Linked DNA regions of Mus musculus: region 2 is linked to region 1. The links are chromatin loops, found by intact Hi-C in ENCODE. Cell type or tissue: gastrocnemius. All regions are shown on one strand.

Evidence for each region. Peaks named below come from ENCODE experiments on the same cell type or tissue, not always from the same donor. Only the 100,000 strongest peaks of a DNase experiment are listed, where the experiment ranks them.
Region 2: it touches region 1 in a loop (3-fold over the local background); 6 of 42 quality-filtered maps call a loop at or near these places.

Annotation. Positions count from the first base shown.
Region 1 is chr1:40,084,925-40,087,424 of GRCm38, reverse strand. All of the region lies in intron 1 of Il1r2 (interleukin 1 receptor, type II), which reads right to left. It overlaps Gm16894 (predicted gene, 16894), which reads left to right and starts at 1,574. Exons shown (of 4, transcript NR_037980.1): 1 at 1,574-1,812; 2 at 2,138-2,281; 3 at 2,411-2,458. In gastrocnemius, a CTCF peak has its summit at 1,465; a DNase peak (open chromatin) is centred at 1,541; H3K4me3 peaks cover 1,458 bases; H3K27ac peaks cover 983 bases.
Region 2 is chr1:40,000,154-40,002,653 of GRCm38, reverse strand. Map4k4 (mitogen-activated protein kinase kinase kinase kinase 4) reads right to left here. Exons shown (of 32, transcript NM_001252200.1): 15 at 1,905-2,030; 16 at 1,063-1,224. Among named protein-coding and RNA genes, the nearest start is that of Il1r2, 83 kb to the left of the region's middle. In gastrocnemius, CTCF peaks have their summits at 442 (motif pointing left) and 1,532 (motif pointing left); a DNase peak (open chromatin) is centred at 1,552; H3K4me3 peaks cover 52 bases.

The DNA.
Region 1 (2,500 bases):
AAGGAGAGACACAGAGAGAGGAAGAGAGAGAAACAGAGACGCAGAGAGACAAAAACAGATGTAGAGACACAGAGAGAGGGAGAGGGAGGGACAGAGAGAAAGAACATCAAAACGATATTAATCAAGCAGATGTTCTCTGCAAATGCTGCTTTGAAAATGGCCTTGAAGGCCAGAAGTTATGAGGAATCATCAAGATCTGGCACAGTTGACCAAACATACGCTAGCAGGAGCAAGAAATGACTGATAGATACTGTGTTAAGCTTCAGGGTGTTGTAGGTACGGCTACATCATTTCTTGGGTTAGTGCACACAGCAACGAGAAAGATTTGTTTCCTATTGCAGTGAAAGCAATACCACATACTCAGCAGTTTAGCCTCGCCTGCTGTGGTCCAATGTCTAGGCTCATCTTAGAGGGTCTCTCTGCTCCGAGTCCTTCCTGGCTATAGCCAAGGCTCAACCTGGCTATGTTCCCTTTTGAGCCTCTGATTCTTTCCCAAGTTTACATGATGGTTATGATTGCAGTACTGAACTCCCTGCTATTTTATCAGCTGAAGGCCAGATGTCAAAGACTGCTGAGTCTCAAGCCTGAAGCCTCTCTCTAAGGCCAACAGCCTATGTGACACTGCTTCAAATCTCTTGACTCTGACCTTCAGACCAGCTCACAAAGAGTAAGGCTCTTACATGGGATCCACCAACCTGTTCTTCCTTTAGCTTAACTAACCGAGCCTGAAGTGACCCACAAAAATCCTTCATCCTTACTACTTAAGGTAGTACACTAAGAGTACTATATAATACTATATAGTACTAGTAGTACTATATAAGGTAGCATGTCTGTAAGTATTCTTCTGTTTATCCACCCCAGCCTTACTCAATGAGAGGGGATTCTACAGGGCATGAATCAGTGGGTCTCATTCTACAGTCCCGCCTGTTGCACACATGTAAAACATCTGATGACTACGACCTCTCGAACATTCAACACTCACCCAATGCTATACATTTACTCATTCCTCACTCCCAAGGAAGGTCTCTTTCCTGACTCTTGAAAGCTTGGTTGCTCACAACATGATCAACACGTGAGAAGAAAGCAGATGCCCAGACATCAACTCTCAGGAATAAAAGTCACCTGCGTGTTTACAAGACTCCCGGGAGATGCAAGAAGCAATGATCTCACAAGTTCCTTGTCCACAGATAACTCCCTCCGTCCTGGGCTCTCTAATGAGCATGAGCCTCATCTAATCTCCTAAGAAAATAGTCCTCCAAAAGGGCTCTTCCCATACAAGCAGTTCCAGCGTGTGATCGAGTCCTTGGGCACACACCCACATCTACTGAATCTGAAAAAAAAAAAAAAAAAATCTGCGTGGGCCAAGCAATGCGTGTCGTAGGCAGATATGGTAAAGGCCAAGTTGGAAGACCTGATAAACAGAGTAGTCGGAAGTTCCTTGAAAAAGCACCCGCTTCTGCCGCTTCTGCTGTCCCTAGAGGCTGGCGCTGCTATCCTGGGGTATGGGAGGAGGGACGTGATCACGTGATCTCCCCGGTCTCACTGTCAAAAAGTCGGACGTGGTCACGTGATCGCTCCATTCTCGCTGTCAAAACAGTAGGATTTGAGGGTGAGCTGGGAATGAGAATGGCTTGGGGAAGCCCAGGACAACCTGCAGCACACGAGGGAGGGTCCATCCCCGCAGCACTACCAGCTAAGAAAAGGAAAAGAATGCATTGAGGCAGGCGAGGCTCAGAGAGGCCTCGGGGAAGACATTCTTCTGCACTTATGCCTGTAGGAACAAGATGCTGATCCCGGAGAGCAAGCCTCCAGGTAAGGCAGAGCTAGAGGAGGGTGAGGTTGATGGAAGCCGATATGGAACACGGACGGAAGCCAGCAACATCCCACTGCAAGCAGGGACTGGGAAGGACAGGCCAGTCTTTTGCCTCTATTTACACAGTAGGAAACCCAGAGAGAAGCTCTGGCCAAGATCACCCTGTGTAAGGAGGCTGAGGTCAGAGACATATAAGCTAGGGCTCAGAAGGGAAAAAATGGGCTTCAAAATAGAGTAGGGGACTGAAGAGAAGAGACTTTAAGAAGCAGAGGAGGGAAAAAAACCAGTACATTCATTTATCTAATAACTGTGTGTGCCAGGCAGGTCTTAGAGTGCTGCCCAGTCTGCCTGGAAGCTATGGTTTCTGAGAGGCATCAGGTACATTTAAAAAAAAAAAATCACCCTAGGAAAGTCCCCAAAGCCTTTCAACGTGCTCTGCGCTCTGTCCCAGATGCTCAGCCTCCCAAGGTAAGAACCCAGCCCACTCCCTTCCTCCAGGTGAATTCTAGATGCTTGTCTGTCCCCTGCTACCTGGATCTGTGGACATTCAATAGCAGCTCTCTGATGTAGTCCCCCCCCTCCCTTTTTTTCTAACAGAGAAAACGAAGTAGAAAACAATCAAGGAATAAAGTGACCTCCACACAGGTGAGGAGACCGCTCACCCAGAGGAAGCTAGGAGACTCATAG
Region 2 (2,500 bases), 85 kb after region 1:
GCTGCTCAGAGGCAAGTTTGCCCTTGTGTTGGGTTTAGCTCTCAGGACAACCATGCTTCTCACCAGGAAACAGGCACTAAGTGGAGCAGCAAGTGGCACCTGGCCCTTCCCACTGCCTCTGCTGGCATTCTCTGGTGTAGCTCTCTGAAGCTCTCAGCTGCTATATCTGCATAAACCCCACCCCCTGTACCTCAGATTTGCTCAGCTCAACCATCCCCCAGGAGGGTTGGTTACTGCAGAACACATTCAAATTCTCATGTGACTGCATCTGTCACAGAAGGGCCATTTCTTCTCAAAACCACCAACTCTTGTCCTAGGTGACATGCAAACACCAGGGCCGACCGAGTACAGAAAGCTCAGAGAAGTGTGTGAGGCAGAGCAGCATGGAGGAGTGCCTACACACCCTCAGGGGATGGGTGTGTCTGCCACCTACTGTCCTTTCTAGACAAGGCTGCTGCTTCTCTTCTGAGCACTCAGACAAGACAGACTCTGGGACAGACTGAAGGAAAAGTCATAAACTCTGTCCTAATCTCTTACAGGAAATCAATATTCAACCCACTAGGCATAACCTGTGTTCAATCTTGACAGGTTTGAGAATCTGGTTTTGTATTTTAAAACAACAAACAAACAAACAAACAAAACCAAAAACCTTTTCCCAGGAAATTTACACATTCAGCCAAATAAATAGGAGCCTGCACAGAAATGCAAGGCCACCTTTAGCGTCCAAAGGTCCTTCAGGGAGCTGGGACCACAGACACAAAGTACTTACTTCAAAATGTTCAGGTTAAAAGTTCTCTTCTAACCTGCTTATACAATAAAACCAACGTTCTAAAAATATAATTTAAAAAAGTATTTAAGAGGAAGGAGGGACTTCACATCTGAGTTAAGGAGGGGGAAATAAAAGTATTGACTGGAGATAGCCATAATGAGTTCAATAAAAATCTTAGACAACAAAACAAACAAACGACAAGCCTCCTCTCCCTACGCTGAATGCACGCCTCCTGTTCACACCAGCTGTTGAGACAACGGGCTACACGTGGCACAGGGAGCTACTGCTGCTACCTGTGGCTCCGCTGGTCTCTGCAGGGCAGGGTGCACAGACTCGGAGTTGCCATTGGAAAAAGACTCTGACCGGGAAGGCACGGGTGGCTCCAGTCCTCTGCCCGTTTGCTTAGCCTGGGCCTCAGGGGAGCTGTGGTTAGTCTTTCTAAATCTATCTTCCACCTGCGTCAGAGAATTAGAAGACACGGCTCCATGTTAGTAGGAAAGGAGAGATGAGGAACATGTAAGAGCAAGACAACTGAGAGAAAATGTGTTCTATTCAGCTCTGAGAAGAGAGGCAGCTAAGTGCACAGTGGCGGTGCTGAGCAGGGCTAAGATTTGATAGAGGACTTTTAAAAACTATGAAAATGAAAATTAAGCAAAGCAGCTTCTAGACTATCCTCAGCACCTAGAGCTTCATTACTCTCTAAAGAACAGAATCTGTCCTGGACTCTGCTCCCTGTGAGGGAAGATGTAGAAGGGAGCCATCTGCAGGCCAGAACCGCACAGTGCTCCTGGACGCACCCACGTCCTTCTGTCTAGCCCAGAGAGGACCACTTGCTGCATCCTTATGGGAGGCTCTGGTCATCCAAACACCACTGATCCAGTAAGGCTAAAAGTCCACTGCCTCCTCATGCTAGTCTTAAACAAGACTGACATTTCTCTCATTCGCATGGTAAAGACTAACACTGCCAGGTACTTGTGTGTGTGTGTGTAGTTTTCTTCTGATCTCTCTAGCATTTGTTAACCAAGAAATCCATGCAGAAAACAGAGGTGAGATCCTGCAGTACAGCTCTCGACAGTCATCAGGGGACGCCTAGCTCTCTCGGGACCAGTCTGTAAGCAATAGGGAAAGCAGGTACCTCCCGAGCTCTGTCAGCAGGGTCATAGTGAGGCTTGGGCTCTGGAGCATGAAAGCTCGGTTTGCTCCTGTCCTGCTGCTGCGGGGGCGGCGGCTGCTGCTGTGCGTGCGGCCTCCTGTGGTCGTGCTGTAGAGACAGGAGATATGCTTGTTCTTGTTGCAACTGCCTCTGGAGCCTCTCTGCCTGCCGGTGCTCCTCCATCTCCCGCCATCGGCACTCCTTGGAGAGGGAGAGGGTGACACTGAATCTGGGGACCGTGGCGAGCTCACCTCCTCTCTGGATCCCTTCTTGGCTTTGGTTTTTTTTTTTTTTTTAAATAGCACTTCCCCCATTGTTTAAGAGCAAGGCAAAATGGCTGGGATTTTAAATAGCATGTTACCTGTGTAAAATGTGACAGCATTTGCTAACTGTAACATCATTGCGGAGTAAAGGAATTCAATTAAACATCAGATACAGTGGTATATATACACACATACTCAGCAAAAATTCCCACAGCATGCACTGTGAACCTGATACCTCTGGCATTTTCACATTCACTGAATGCCAGGTTCTGTTTAAGAGTTGACAGGCATTTACCAAACAAGGAGCTAGCTTAC